Regions from separate parts of the Homo sapiens genome. Here region 2 is linked to region 1. A link is a loop called in an ENCODE intact Hi-C map of the cell type or tissue named here. Cell type or tissue: body of pancreas. All regions are shown on one strand. Each heading gives the region's core, and the rest is flanking DNA. Links, peaks and the distances in the headings are about the cores only. Region 1 holds the start of LOC124900784 (a long non-coding RNA gene). Region 2 has its middle 11 kb from the start of MAML3.

The links. Peaks named below come from ENCODE experiments on the same cell type or tissue, not always from the same donor. Only the 100,000 strongest peaks of a DNase experiment are listed, where the experiment ranks them.
Region 2: it touches region 1 in a loop (2.1-fold over the local background); 106 of 110 quality-filtered maps call a loop at or near these places.

What each region holds. Positions count from the first base shown.
Region 1 is chr4:140,239,139-140,247,523 of GRCh38, forward strand. LOC124900784 (a long non-coding RNA gene) reads left to right here and starts at 464. Exons shown (of 2, transcript XR_007058280.1): 1 at 464-593; 2 at 974-4,781. RefSeq lists a silencer at 4,316-4,505. In body of pancreas, for the core only: no CTCF peak of the experiment used is centred there; a DNase peak (open chromatin) is centred at 4,373; H3K27ac peaks cover 2,304 bases.
Region 2 is chr4:140,160,852-140,169,236 of GRCh38, forward strand. No RefSeq gene overlaps it. Among named protein-coding and RNA genes, the nearest start is that of MAML3, 11 kb to the left of the region's middle. In body of pancreas, for the core only: no CTCF peak of the experiment used is centred there; no DNase peak of the experiment used is centred there.

The sequences.
Region 1 (8,385 bases), core at 2,110-7,109:
GAAACTTTTCTGGCTGAGTGGTACTGGGCAGGTACTCGGGGGCACTTGCTGGGAAGGAATAATAGCAGACAGGTTTGGCAAATGGGATGCAGAGAATTAAGTCGTTGTTGGATATGTGTGAACAATGGGGTTGGTACATTATCAGCTATAGCTTTTCTGTGTCTCTTCATCAGTTTCTAATAAGCTTTACAATTTAATTTCCGACAGGAAAAAAGTATCAGTTTAAGGTGCTCTTTTGGTGTTCAACCCATGCTTTCTCTTCTGATTCTTAAGCCTGGCTACACTTTAGAAGCTCATACAAGCTCATGTCCGTAATAGCATCACGACGCAGCTATTTCAGCCTGCAGATGACTTGTGCAGCATGACTGGATCCTCCACTTAGAGCAGTCTGGAGGGCCCAGTGACGCAGTAATATGATTTTCGGCAGGTTTTTCTTCGGGCTTACAAGGAGGAGCAAGCTTAACAAGCAAACAGTCATGCCTGAGTTCTCACTTTCCTGCAAACTTTACTTGAGAACCTCAGAGATGAGAGTTGCTTTAGAAGCCTTCCTAGAGAAGGAATATGGAGAAGGCACCTGTAGCCCTGTGAGATCAGTAAGTGGAGGGGAAAAAAAAAAAGATGTACAAAAACAGAAAGAGAAAAAAAAGCCAGTCTTCAGGGTTATAAAAAATGAAGTTGGGAAGGATAAGCGCTGGGTTTCAAGGCTTAGATTATTCTAACTCTGTCTGTAATTACCTGCATGGAGTTGGCAGTTTACTGACTTCTTCTAGTTTAGGTTTTCTCATTTGTAAAATAGAGGAGATTATACCATTTCTCTGCCATTCTACCATGGGGAAGCGTGTGTGTCTGTGACTGTGGAGTGAGGGGGAGAGAGGAAGCATGCTAAAAACGTTAAAAGTAGTGTAGAAATGCATTTTGCAGTAGTAAAGTTAACTATTGGTAATAATAGCATCTACTTGTGCACCTTCTACAGGTTATCTGTTTATATTTAAATGAATCATTAGGTCCAGCCATGGAAGTGGATTTAATGAAATACTGTCGACCAATGAATGAAGAAATATAAGTACTTTTTCATCTTCTTATTTTGAGAGAAAAAAATCATATTTTCTGTAATTTATAAACCATCAGATGAAGTTTTATTTTACCACATAAACGCAACTATGAAGGTTTTCGGGCCTCTTCCAGCATCTCCTAGTGCTTTCCAAAGATGTTCCTGACAGTCTGAGAGCAAGGTATCATGTATCATTCTTTCCACCAACAGATGGAGAAACTGAAGCATGAAGAGGTGACGCGAGGTCACCGAGGGAGCAGGTGATGGACTGGCTTCTGGTCTCTTGCTCCAAACCCTGCTCCAATTTGTCTTTCTTATAAACAGCCATTAATAACTTTATCTCCAGGCTGAATGCTGCCAACCAGGACCCACAACGTGCTGAGCATTTGTATGCAAATGAGCTCTCCACCATCCTGGGGAGAACACAGGGTGCTGAACAGGAATGGAGGAAGGAGAAATAATTGTTACTACTGGAGTCTAAAACGCCATCCAAACCCAGACTCACAGTGAAATTCCAGAAATGAGGAAGTAATGAGTGTTAAATTCAATATCATCAGTCAATCCACTACTAACAGATCAAGATCCTATAAACCTAATGGCAGGACTTCCTAAACATTTACTTTATTTTTATATATATATTTTTTGAGACGGAGTCTCAGTCTGCTCCCCAGGCTGGAGTGCAATGGCATGATCTCGGCTCACTGCAACTTCTACCTCCCGGGTTCAGGTTCAAGCGATTCTCCTGCCTCGGCCTCCCAAGTAGCTGGCACTACAGGCATGTGCCACCACACCCAGCTAATGTTTGTATTTTTAGTAGAGACGGGGTTTCACTATGTTGGCCAGGCTGTTCTCAAACTCCTGACCTTGTGATCCACCTGCTTCAGCCTCCCAAAGTGCTGGGATTACAGGCGTGAGCCACCGCACCGAGCCACATTTACTTTATTTAAAAATCTATTTTTGACACTAAGAGATTTTCCTTCCTTAATATCAGAACTGTGCCAAGAATTAGATGGATGGCAAAATAATTAAAATTTCATGTTAATGTTCATATGTTGTGATCATGCGTATCACCATGTATAAGTCAACCAAATGCTTAGGTTGATGGAACATTCCTATTTAAAAATTAAAGTTGTGACCCATTTTCCTTCACATATTGTCGGCTCAAATATGTACCTGTTCCCTTTAGGCTTTCAGCCCGACTCAGCCACTAGCTTTGTGACCTTCGGCAAAGGCCCTGAACCTCAATCTCCTACTCTGCAAATGGGAGCAGTCAGGTTTGTCTCAGATTTTTTGCAAAGGCTAATTGACTTCATGTTTGTAAAAGTATTGGAAGCAACCCCTGGCACGTAGACAGTGCTTAGTGAATACCATTTCCTTTTTCCCCCTTTGAATATGTTTGTTATGAAATGCTTGAGTTTTTGGAGCCAAGGTATACTTTTATATACCTTGCTCACAATTCTATAAGGTAGCTAAGGAAGGTACAATTCTATAAGGTAGCTAAGGAAGGTGCAATTATGCCTTTCATATATAGAAGAAAACTCTGTCTCTGAGAGGTAATTTGCTCAGAGTCAGGCTGCAAATTGGTGCAGAACTAGAAGCCTGGCACCCTAATTCCTAGTCCTGTGATCTTTCCATTAACTTTTTATTGCCACCATTGCCTCCGCCTCAATGAAAGCTCCTGTTGTAGCCCACCCCAAACCAATTCCAGCTCCCAGGATGTGGCTCCTCGGTGCCTCTTTCCACCCCTCCCTGCACTGTTGCCCTAGCTTCAACTCCATCCCATTTTTCAGTGACTTCCCTCTACCTCTACCTGGGTCTGGATGCTCAGAGACTAATCTACATAGTGTATGAGTCCAAATGACTTTGGGAGGAAGGTTCTTTTAAACAAAAGAGGTTGAATTAGATACCACCATACATATTGTGTTGTTAAATATCTACAGCATGATAAAATCATTCCAAATGTCACCAATCCCTGGGGAGTTTATTAATAATTAAGCATTTTTAGTTCACTTAGAAATGCAGATTCCATTTAACAACAGAATGTACACTAAATATGTCCATTATATTGCAGCTTGCAGCAGAATATGTTAGAGATCTCAGCTGGGTTTCTCCAGGACAGATGACAAAGTTAATGCAGGTATCAGTCTTTCCTAAAGGTGGCAGAGGAGCCAAAAGCAGCATCCTGGATTGGTTTATAGGGTCTGCATTTATTAGGAGTGTTTATTAGGATGTCTAATAATGGAAAAGACAACTTGGCAAGGGTAGGAGTGGATTGGAGGAGAGCCGGGAGAAGCCCAAAGGAAATGGGATGATCTCGAAAAACAAAAGGAAGGGCAGCAACCCAGGGTCTGTGGTGTGTGAATCATTTGTCCACACACTGATTTTTAAGGTTTTCAAGGAACAGGCAAACAAAGCTATCATTTTATATGTTCCACTTGCTTGGAAGGCCATTTACATTTTTTTTGGCTTATTCCGGAAAGATAGTCATGGTTACACACACACACACACACACACACACACACTACACACACTACACACATGTACTCCACACACACACACACACACTTCACACACATGCACACACACACTCACATATACACACATGCACAAGCACTTTTCTTTAAAATGCAGTTTTATTTCCTGGGCAAGGACAGAACAGCGAATATCAAGAAAGGAAGAATGGGGAAGAAGGGAAGGGCAGGAAGGAAGGAGTGGAGGGAGGAAGGCAGGCAAGCAAAAAGGCTGGCAACCTTCTTTGTCTCTTCCATAGATTTACTGTTTCTTCCTAGGCCCACCAAAAAAGGTTCCTTTTGAAGGTGATACAGAGGAGGGAGGAAAAGAGAGAGAAATTGAGATAAAGAGGAAGTGGGGCGCGGTTGTGGTGAGATGCAGGGAAATGAGCTGATCCAGGCATTAGTGTTGGAGCTCTCGCTCGCTGTGCAATGCAGGATCTTGGGCATGTTATTTAACTTCTCTGTCTAGGCCCCTTTCCTACCAGCAGAAGTTTTCATGATCTTACAGACTCCCTCTAGCCTTCATGTTCCAGAAACCTAGGCTTGAAGCAGTGAGAAGGCCCCTTCTTAATGATACCTGAAAACTTTGCAAGCTTTTAGCAGAAAATGACTGTGGATAAATACTTCTATTTCCTCGTTTTCCAAACGGAAACTACATTGCAAGCTATGCCACTTCTTTCCTCTCTCACTTAAAGCACCTGCCAAACTAATAAAAGAGTCATAAATTTAGTTGTAAGGGCTCCAACAAAAGAGAAAATCCCCGCCTACTAGGGCAGCCAGGCTGTCACCAGGAAGTAAAAGCTGCAGCGGAGACTGCTCTTGTGTAGAGTGTAGCCAGTCTGGGTGCTGGAGGGGCAGCAAGGCCGAGAAGCAGCACAGAATGAACATGGGCAAAGGACTCAGCTAACACTGCAGTTTCTTAATTTCCTTCCTGAGATGATTGGGGTTCAGGGTCCAGTGAGTACCGCCTCAAAGGGACTTCCCGGTCTGAAAATGGTGTGTGCATGTCTGGGGACTCACTCCCCAGGTGTTCTCCAAAACCAACACTTTCTGTTGTTTGAGGAGAGGGCAAGGAGTGTTATTTATCGCACAGCTGCCTTGGGAGAATTAGGGAGGGAGCTGAGCTTCAAAACAGCTTGTGAACTTAGAGACTAGGAAATGGTGGAGAAAGATGACTTAAAGCCAAATAGATTAATAAACTCAATTATCTGGATGGTTTTCATTAGCCACTGGTTTTCCTTTTCTGAAAATCACGGCTGTTTTTTCCTGCTATGAACCAGCACATCCCCAGTGAGAACAGTGTTTATTATATTTCAACATTCACAGAAGCAGGTGGTGAGCTTTCCCATTTTGCCTTAACACAGACACACACATATCACCACCACCACCAATAACAACCTGATAATGCAAAGAATTGCTTTGCTCTGTCTCTTTAAATAATCTAAAAATACTCCTTGGGTACCATCAAGGCTAATCATCACAATTATGCTTATAACCAAGCGGGTACCACCACCTATGGTCCATATGTTGCTTCAGATAGGGACTGCAGGGTCATATTAGATAGGGCATGGCCTCACTCTTCAGCAGGATTAACAGAAGATGTGTGCACGTGTGTGTGTTTGTGTGTGGGAATTGTTACCAGGTTTAGCTCCTGTAATTTCTCACACTTTAGGTTCCTGGCATAGAAAAGCATCTTTGAAATTTCTAGGGTTCTAAGCATAATCACAGATTTTTCAAGCTGGCAGGAGTAGGGTCCAACCAACTCACTGTGTAGATGATTAAACTGTGGCTCCAAGAAGTTAGCAGATGAAGGGTGGGTCACCCAGTTGGTTGGTCAGAGATCCAGGAATGGAATCTTGGCCTCCAGGTTCCTTGTCCTGTGCTCTTTCTACTCAGTGTGGATTTGAGATCTGTTTTGCAGAATTTCCTTTAGGTTTTGTACTCAGCTGGAGACCACACATCATGTTATGGGTTTATGTATCCAAAGTCTTCACTAGTCAAGTGTTCCCCAGCACTCTCTGCGCTGGTCCACACTGTCACAAGGCCACATCGCTGCAAAAAGATATGGCAGGAGCACTCGGCTCCGACAGAACACACGTGCTTTTTCATCAATATCCTTTTTCTTTGCTCTGAGGTTAATTTCTGCTTGGCCTCAATTTCTTTTTTATCTGTGCCTATTCATTTATATTAGTTTGTATACCAACACTTACATCACTCATCTTTAAATCTGGGAGACATTGAACATAGCTAAATGCAACTCATAGAACCTGAAAAACAATCTAAGTCTAAGTTTGTGTAGTATTTCTTGTGTAGTATTTCTTATCCACTCCCCATAGTGATATGATAAGTGGGAACTTTGAAATCATGTCAGTATCAAACCTCCCTTCTGAAGATGAGGCTAAATGACCTGCCCAAGGACATTACACAGAGCTGGGAAGGGAATGGTCTCCCTAGACTCACCAACTTTTCTTCTTTTGATTATGCCACAAGACTTATGAACCTGCCAAAATCTACATTTACACCCTCTGCTCTTTTCCAAACCCCTGGTATAGACACTAGAGGTCAATGAGATGTACATGACATGTGCATGGAAAGAATATGGAGAGGACAGGATAAGGCCTGAGCAACCTAGCTTATGCTGTTCAATGAATGAGCTACAAGCCATGTGTGCATATTTAAGTTAAAATTAAGTTAAAATTAAACATTTAGTTCCATAGTTGTACTAACCACCTTTCAAGTATTCAGGAGCCAGAAGTGGCTAATGGCTACAACATTACACAGTACAGATATGGAACACTGCTGTCACAGCAGAAACTTCCAGACCTTCGGCCATCAGGACCAAATAATAATAATTACCATATACTGAGCCCCAATAGCATACCACACCCTGTCACTTGTGTTTAGTGCCTATTATCTAATTAATCTTTGTAAAAGCCACAAGGTATTATTATTATTTGTATTTGCCAGAGGAAGAAACTGACCTGTAAAATTCTTAATAATTTGCCCTCAGTGTTTGATAGTAAATGGCAGAAATATGAACACAGACCTGTCGATGGCAAACTATAATATGACCTCCATTTCTCTGTGAGGAGCCATAAAGACTGATAACAATCTAGCAAACATTTATTGAGCAGCTACTATGTGCCAGGCGCTGTTCTAACAAGTAGCATACATATTCATAGACTCCTCTATAAGGTAGGTATGATTATTATAATTTTATAGGTGAAGAAATGAGCTTAGGAAAGTTGAGAAACTCTCTTGTGGTCATCTGACTACTAAACAATAGAGTCAAGATTTGAACCCAGGCCATCTGATTCTATAACCTGAGTTCCAAACTGCCACAATCCACTGATGAACAATTGGTGGTTGCATCTGGGTTGTACGAAAGTCAAGGACTGACCTGTGGCTTATGGTTCCAATCTTTGTTCACAGGGCTGGTTGCTCTTTCCAGATGGGCTCCCTTGCGGGGCCAGTCCTCAAATGCCTCTGGTCAGAAGGATCTGCTCTGTTTCTCCCTGCTGCTGGCCAGCAAGGTCTGTTGCTGTCTCTGTAAAGCTGTTACTGCTAGAAGTCATCACAAAAAGCAACATTTGAGTAAGTCTTAACATGGGTCCTTTGGCCTGCTCCTTCAAGTTGTCCCACTGCAGCTCACCACAGGGCAACTTTAAGAGCATCCTGTTGACATTCCTTCTTAACATTTGGCCAGCCCAGAAGACATCCCTTCAGTCCTGGTGGGCTGGCTGCACTCCAGGGCATGTTGGTGAATCTAGCATATCCTTTAATGTGAAGCAGTCTAATAGGCTCGTGAACTGGCTCAAAAAGTTGGCGGTGATATTTGCGGCACTGGTCTGTGGATTTTTATTTAGTTTGGTCTAAAACCAGGAGGCATATGGACACCATATTCCACCTGCCAGCCTCATCAGGATATTCTGATTTTTTTCTCTATTTTTCCATCGCTTTTATATTTTTAGAGCATTACTCCTATTTGAGAATTGAAATTCTGTGGTGATTTTTAATTGTGTTTCAGTGGTGAAATTCTTTGGCTCCCAATTGGATTTCCTTGCATGGGTTCGCATTTTGTCTTGGTCAATGTTTTGACTTTTCACACTTTATTTTTTTTATTTTTATTTTTTTGAGACGGAGTCTTGCTCTGTCGCCAGGCTGGAGTGCAGTGGTGCGATCTCAGCTCACTGCAACCTCCGCCTCCCAGGTTCAAGCGATTCCCCAAGTAGCTGGGATTACAGGCATGCGTCACCACGCCTGGCTAACTTTTTGTATTTTAATAGAGATGGGGTTTCACCATGTTGGCCAAGATGGTCTCCATCTCCTGACCTCGTGATCCGCCCGCCTCGGCCTCCCAAAGTGCTGGGATTGAAAGACAAGCCAAAATCCTTTGAAGGCTGTTTCAATGAGGCTGGGTCAACGGTCACCATATGAAAATTCATAGATGACTTTAAGAGAAGATGGTCTGTGGACTGTAAAGTTGGAAGTGCCTCCCTTAAGACCTGGAAACTTAGGTTTCTTTACGTGCTCTGGAACAAATAAATACTCAAACCAGCCTCAAACTATTGGTGGTATGTGCTGGCTGTGGGCAATACCAGCAAATAACTGGCAGGATCTTCCTGGGATCCTACAGAGCTTCTTTAGTGAGGGCAATAACTGGCCATGTGGAAGCCAACTCATGTTATCAAAGACTTTGTAAACTTGGAGGGTACGATGCACTTCCTCCATGTGACATGCCACAAGTACCACAGGAAAGTCACTCCCACCTCCCCACTGCAGCCCAAATACACGGCTGTCTTGCAAGAGTACAACTGACCA
Region 2 (8,385 bases), core at 1,352-6,351, 79 kb before region 1:
CTATTTTTACTGTGTGTGTGCGTGTGTGTGTGTGTGTGTGTGTGTGTGTTTTCTCTCTTTTTTTTTCTTTTATTTTAAGTTCTGGGATACATGTGCAGAACGTGCAGGTTTGTTACACATGTGCCATGGTGGTTTGCTGCACCTATCAACCCATCATCTAGGTTTTAAGCACCGCATTCATTAGGTACTTGTCCTAATGTTCTCCTTCCCCTTGCCCCCCACCCGCCGACAGGCCGCGGTGTGTGATGTTCCCCTCCTTGTGTCCATGTGTTCTCATTGTTCAACTCCCACCTATGAGTGAGAATGTGTGGTGTTTGGTTTTCTGTTCCTGTGTTAGTTTGCTGAGAATGATGGTTTCCAGCTTCATCCATGTCCCTACAAAGGACATGAACTCATTCTTTTTATGGCTGCATAGTATTCCATGGTGTATACGTGCCACATTTTCTTTATCCAGTCTATCATTGATGGGCATTTGGGTTGGTTCCAAGTCTTTGCTATTGTAAATAGTGCTGCAATAAACATATGTTTATTTTTAATTCAATGGGTCCATCTACTTCATCCATACTCAAATAAACAATGGAGAGGCTGGAGGTGGTGGCTGTAATCCCAGCACTTTGGGAGGCCAAGGTGGGAGGATCACTTGAGCCCAAAAGTTTGAGACCAGACAGGGCAATACAGTGAGACCACATCTCTAAAAATATTTTTTAATTAGCCAGGTGTGGTGGCAGGCTTGTTGTCCCAGCTACGTGTGGGGCCAAGGTGGGAGGATTGCTTGAGCCAGGGAGGTTGAGACTGCAGTGAGCTGTGATCATGCCACTTCACTCCAGCCTGGGTGACAAGAGTGAGACCCTGTCTCAAATAAATAAATAGCTAAATAAATAAATAAATGGTGGGATGAGGGCTATAGATTTTGGAGTTGCTAAGAGTCTATAGAGGAATGTGCCAAACTCTGTATACTAGATTTACTTTACCTCATGGTTGATAGAAAGTGCTATGGACTGAGTTTGTGTCCCCCGCCAAAATTTATACACTGAAACCCTAATCCCTAGTGTGATAGTATTTGGATGTGGGACTTGGGAGAGGTGATTTGGTCATGAGGGTGGGGCCCTCATAATGAGATTAGTGCCCTTATAACAAAAGACAGGAGAGAGGTTGCTTCCCCCCCACCCCACCCCCACTTTCTGCCATGTGAGGGCACAGCAAGAAGCTGTCCACTTGCAAACCAGAAAGACAGCTTTCACCAGCAACCAAATCAGCCTCACACCTTGATCTTGGACTTCCCAGCCTTCAGAACTGTATGGGATAAATTTCTGTTATTTAAGCGTTCTAGTCTATAGTGTTTGGTTGGTTGGTTTTGATACAGGGTCTCACTTTGTTGCTGAGGCTGGAGTGCAGTGGCACAATCAGAGCTCACTGCAGACCTCCTGGGCACAAGCAGTCCTCCCACCTCAGCCTCCTGAGTAGCTTGGACCACAGGCGCGCACCACCACACCCAGCTAATAGTCTATGGTATTTTTGTTATAGCAGTTCAAGCTAAGGCATAGGGATTTTAAGGTAATTACAGCTATAGGCCTGAGAAAGATGTAACTCCACCACGTTATTACTCCCGTTTTATTGATGAGAAAACAAAGGCTTAAAGAGTTTACATAACTTGCATTCAAATCAGGTCCAAAGCCTCTTTCTTACCTACCACCACACAGTCTGAATTCCCATTTGTGGGGTGGTTGTTGTTGTAGGGGCCTCGTAGCTATTCTGTCTCTGCTAGTGCCATTTATTTAGCAAATATTTATTAACAATTGACAAGTCCTGTGTAGGTGCGAGGGATACATACATGAAAAGAAACATTTTCCTCCCTAAAGGAGCTTAACAATCTGGTGGTGAGAAGGAAATGTACATAATACAATAGGCTAGCAAGAGGGAAGTATAGTCAGTTCTTGATTGGGCAGAGTTTAAGGGAGACTAGGAAAAGGTTTGTCACAGTTAAAACGAAACTAGAAAAAACAGAATTTGAAAACAAAAAATTAACCTAAGCTTAGTGAGAATTACCCCCAATATTAACACTAAGGTTTCCCATCCTGTACATGTTATTTGAAAGTAAAAATAAGATACAATGTTGAGGAACACAAAGCATCACTTTCATTGTCTGATGAAAAATCGCCCTGAGGTATCTATCTGTTTAATGGTTTCTATTGTCTGTTCCTTAGCTGTGCCCTCCCTTTCTAACATTGGAACAAAGCCTAGGCAACATCAGTTTGTCTCTGAACAAACTGCATTCTTCACTTTTACTCCAGTAGACAGTCGAGGTCAGCAGTTTTTCAGCCGTGTTGAGCCCTAAGAATTCCCTCCGAGGGGTTTCAGGGGCTGTTGTATGGGAAGGGGGAAGTGGGCTGGGTCTTGGCTCCTCTTCAACTTAGCTGCCTTCTTTTTCAAATTGGAGCAAGATATGCTTTGAATAAAGGGTTCCACAGCTAAAAAGAGTTTGAAAATAGTTCTGTGAGTCATCTTGTTTTTGCTGGCAAACTCTCTCTCCCTCCCTGGCCCAGCCCCCATTCTCCATCACACACGTACGATTGCTTCTTCCACTTCTCTTCTCAATGTCACCAAACTGTGGTTCACAGTGGCTCCAAAGCTTACTTATCCACTTGTGCACCGTCAGGTCCCTCAAATTTCTTGTCATTCCTCTGAGCTGGAAAGGTTTAAGGATGGCCCAACTACACGTGTGAGGAGATGGAAAAAACAATTTACTATAACTGCAGAGGGTGGATCAAGGGGGGATGATACAGGAGAGGGCTCGCCCTGTTCAGAAGAAACACTAGGATCATCTGTCTGGTGCAGTGGTGGGGTAGAGTTTGAGAGGTCCTAGAACCATGCAAAGGTAGGTGGTTACTAAGAAGGGTGTGTCCTGATATAGGGTTTTTATCTTACTGAGTGGGATATGCAAGTTTAAGACTATGGAGAAAAGAGAACTACCAGTGACCTAGGCTCTTCCATTATCCTTAGTTTCTCCATTGTATTAATGCCAAAGTGGTGTCAGGTCCACCAAATGGTTAACCTACCCAGGACATCCACATATTTTGGTCCGGTCAGGCTTCTGATTACCCACTGGCTTTTGATGCCAGAAAATAATCTAGTGTGAAATATAACAATTTTAGAATTAGAGTATTATTAGTTCCCATGAGATTCAAAACAAAGATCTCAGCTTTGGGCTGAATGTTCTTCATTTCTCCTGCATCCTTTCCTATTAATTATTTTTAAAGAAAATCTTCAGGCCTAGCATGGCAGCTCACGTCTGTAGTCCCAGCTACGTGGGAGGCTGAGGAGGGAGGATAGCTTGAGCCCAGGAGTTCAAGGTTTCAGCAAGCTGTGATCTTGCCCCAGTGTACTTCAGCCTGGATAACAGAGTGAGCTTCTGTCTTTAATTAAAAAAAAAAAAAGAAAAAAAAAAGAAAGAAAGAAACTGCCAGGCACAGTGGTTCATGCCTAATCCCAGCACTTTGGGAGGCCGAGGCAGGTGGATCACGAGGTCAGGAGATCAAGGATGGAGAACATACTGGCTAACACAGTGAAACCCTGTCTCTACTAAAAATACAAAAAATTAGCCGGGTATGGTGGCACACGCTTGTAGTCCCAGCTACTCAGGAGGCTGAGGCAGAAGAATCACTTGAACCCGGGAGGCGGAGGTTGTAGTGAGCCGAAGTGCTGCTACTGCACTCCAGCCTGGGCGTCAGAGCGAGACTCCATCTCAAATAATAATAATTTAAAAAAAACTAAACAAAACTAAATAAAACAACGAATCTTCATCATAGAAGAAGTAAAAAGTCGATAATACCTCAGCTACCATTAAGGAACAGACCTGGCCCAGGGATGAAGTAATAGCTGGCCAGGGCAGTGAAAGTTCATTGAACCAACGCTGTTCGCCATCCATTGGATGAGTAACAAACAGATGTTGCAAAAAGGCAAGAAGACAAGTCTGATTGGCAAGGGGCAGGAATCTTCTCCAACTTAATGGAGAAGCAGTGTAACATATGTTGGTTAAAATGAAGTTCCAAACCATGAACACCTTCTTACAGGTAGATGTTATAGATTTGTAATCATTAAAAACTTCCCCACAGAAGCACTAGTGTTTAACTACGTTAATCCATCCTCAGTATTGATGGTTTTGGCTTCACGATAAGCATGCCTGTATCTTCTGGTAACAGAACACATTTATATTTTTTCAAAACCATCCTACCTACCTTCTCAGCCCATGAAATTTGCAGAAGGCTAGGGAAGGTGAACATTCCCTGGTCCCAGGGGCATGTTGCTCACCCAGGCCATGTCTGTCTTTACCATAGTGATTGATTCAAAGACAGTGACTCAGGCTGGTCCAATTAAAGCTCCCTCTGGGAATTTTGTTGGAATTACCAAAAAAAAAAAGGACATTTCCTCCTCTAGGAATCCAGAAGTTAAGGATCATAGAAGCTTAAAGTTGCCAGCTTTGATATAACAGGAAAAAGTCTGCTTGAAAATAAAGCCAACCCACTAGAAAACAGAACCAAGAAATGGAGATAGTCCTCTTGGCACAGTTTCTGCCCTGGATCCAGCTGAGCCTAAAGCCAGGTGCCATAGAATTTTCATTATATAAGCCAATAATTCTCCATTTTTCTACATTTTCCTTATTTCCTTCCTTCTATTCTTCTTCTTTTTTTTGTTTGTTTCGAGACAAAGTCTTGCTCTGTCACCCAGGCTGGAGTGAAGTGGCGCAATCTCAGTTCACTGCAAACTTTGCCTCCAGGGTTCAAGCTATTCTCCTGCCTCCTCAGGGCTCCCGAGTAGCTACGATTACAGGCGCTGCCACTATGTCCGGCTGATTTTTGTATTTTTAGTAGAGATGGGGTTTCACCATGTTAGCCAGGATGGTCTCAAACTCCTGACCTCATGATCCACCCACCTTGGCCTCCCAAAGTGCTGGGATTACAGGCATGAGCCACCGCGCCTGGCCCTTGCTTCTATTCTTTCTGTGTGTGTGTGTGTGTGTGTGTGTGTGTGTGTGTGCGCGCGCGCACGCGTGCATGTGCACACACACAGTGTGATTGAGATAGCCATCATTTAGGGGTTGGTTAAATAAATTGTATTATATCCAAATAATGAACTATATTAGGGATTGTTTAAATAAATTGTATTATATCCAAATAATGAAATATGTTCGGGATTGGCTAAATAAATTGTATTATATCCAAATAATATAATATATTAGAGATTGGCTAAATGAATTGTATTGTATCCAAATAATGAAATACATGCAACAATTTAAAAGACACACATAAGGCTGCACACGAATCATTGTATTACTTGTCATAGTAAAACTAGTGAAAATAACTGAGTGTCATTATTGGAAGCCTGGATAAATAAAATGTATTGTATATAAACATTTAAATAAGCAACTGTTAAGACATATTCAGTTATATTGATTGACATCAAAAGATCTCCATTGCATATTGTTAATATTAAAAAGCAAGTTATATGCTATTGGTAAGAATGTAAATTAGTACATCATTATGGAAAACAATGTGGCGGTTCTTCAAAAAAATAAAAATAGAACTACCATATGACCCAGCAATCCCACCATTAGGTATATATCCAAAGGAAATGAAATCAGTTTGTCAAAGAAATATTTGCATTTCCATGTTCACTGCAGCATTACTCACATTAGCCAAGATATGGAAGCAACTTATGTCCATGAACAGATGAATAAAGAAAATATTGTATACAGTATATACACAATGGAATATCATTCATCAACCTGGAAGACATCATGTTAAATGAAATAAGCCAGATACAGAAAGGCAAATACCACATGATCTCACTGACATGTGGAATCTCAAAAATCAAACTCACTGAGACAGAGAGAAAAATGTAATTAACAGGGTCTGGCAGGGTGGGACAAAAGAGGATATTGGTCAAAGGATAAAAAATTTCAGTTAGAAGAAATGAACTCAAGCGTTCACTTGGACAATACAGTGATTACAGTTAATAACAATGTATTCTTACTTGAAAATTGCTACAAGAGTAGATTTTAAGTGTTCTCACCACAAAAAAATAATAAGCATGTGAGGCAATGCATATGTTAATTAGCTTGATTGAATCATTCTGTAATGTATACATATATTCAAGCATCAGATTGTACACCATAAATACATTCAATTTTTGTCAATTTAAAAATAAATAAATCCTTTTTTTTTTTTTTTGAGACGGAGTCTTGCTCTGTTGCCCAGGCTGGAGTGCAGTGGCGTGATCTCGGTTCACTGCAAGCTCCGCCTCCCGGATTCACGCCATTCTCCTTCCTCAGCCTCCCGAGTAGCTGGGACTACAGGTGCCCGCCACCACGCCATGCTAATTTTTTATATTTTTAGTAGAGACGGGGTTTCACCGTGTTAGCCAGGATGGTCTCGATCTCCTGACCTCATGATCCGCCCGCCTCGGCCTCCCAAAGTGCTGGGATTACAGCGTGAGCCACCATGCCCGGCATAAATACTTTTTTTAAACAAAAAATTAAAAGCAGGTTAGAAAACAAGTTACAAAAATACTTTCATTTTATGAAATCATGTAACTTTGTGTGTATGAATCTAATAAACTTCAGAAAGCTAGTTAAACATCACCACTCTGGGATTTTTACTACCTTATTCTTTTCTGTATTGCTTTAATTGTATACGTATATGTAATAAAGAGAGAAACTGAACATTTTCTGTTCTTTATTTATTTATTTTTTTTTTAGATGGAGTCTCCCTCTGTCACCCAGGCTGGAGTGCAGTGACGCGATCTCAGCTCACTACAACCTCTGCCTCCCAGGTTCAAGCAATTCTCTGCCTCAACCTCCTGAGTAGCTGGGATTACGGGTGCCTGCCACCATGCCCAGCTAATGTTTTGTATTTTTAGTAGAGGTGGCGTTTCACCATCTTGGCCAGGCTGGTCTTGAACTCCTGACCTCATGATCCACCTGTCTCAGCCTCCCAAAGTGCTGAGATTACAGGCGTGAGCCACTGTGCCAGGCCAATTTTCTCTTTTTTAGGAAGAAAGAAAAAGAGAGAGAAAGGAAGAAAGGAAGGGAGGGAGACTTTACAGAGTTTCGAAAGAATGGCCATGTCTGTAGTCTGAAATTTGCCTAAATTATTTAGGAAAAGATTCAAGGAGGGTGTGGTGCCATCTCATGAATCTTAAATAGGTATTTTGCAGGGGGCACAGATGAGAAGAGGGCATCCAGAAAGAGGAAATAACAAAAGTGAAGATTCAGAAAAGTGAGAAGTCACAATGTCTTAAGGAATAAGTTATGTGATATAGCTAAATAAGTGTCATTAAATTAACAATTTAATCTTAAGAACTAAAGCAGAGTCAGTTAAAGTCAATGTTAACATAAGGAATTTCACATCAGGATTAGATACGGAATGTCCAAGGGAAAAGAAAAATACCGTATCTCCAGGACACTGATCTCTACACCCAATTGCTTAGCCACAAGTCTCCTTTGAGGTCTAATAAATGGAACCAAATTAACATGACCAAAGCAAAACTTTCAATTTCCTCTCCAAAATTGTTCCTTTTCTGTGATGCTTAATTTTATGCGTCGATGTGACTGGGCCACGGAGGGCCCAGATATTTGGTCAAACATTATGGGTGTTTCTGTGAGGGTGTCTTTGGATGAGATGAACATTTTAATTCACAGAATGAGTAAAGCTGGTTGCCCTCCCCAGTATGAGTGAGCCTCATCCAGTCAGTTGACAGCCTGATAAGAACAGAAAGGCTGACCCTCTTCTGAGTAAGAGGGAATTCCTCCTGCCTGACTGCCTTCAAACTGGGACACCAGTTTTTTTCCTGCCTTGGGCTTGAGCTGAAACATTGGCTCTCCCTGGGTCTTAAGGCCGCCAGCCTTAGGATTGAGACTATGCCACTGGCTGTCCTGGGTCTCCAGCTTGCCAACTCACCCTGCAGATCTTGGGATTTACAGACTCCATAATCACTCAACCAAGTCCTTATCATAAATTCTCTGTCTCTCTCTTCATTTGATTTGTTCTATTTTTCTGGAGAACCCTGACTAACACATCCTTTTTCTCCAGTGACAACACTAGACTACAAGCCTTGGTACGAAACCCTGGGGTCACCTTTACTCTTCCTTCTCTCATGTGTAAGATCCAGTCAAAAGCAAATCATGTCAGCTTTACCTTTAAAATGTTTCCAGAATCTGACCACCACTTATCTTGTCTTCTGCTACCGCCATGGCCTAAACTTACGCCATCTCTCACGTGGACCAATGCAATGTGTCCTGACTGGTCTCCCTGATACTACCCCTGCCCCTATACAGTCAATTTTCAGCACAGCAGCCTCAGTGACTCTTCTCATACATATCAGATCATG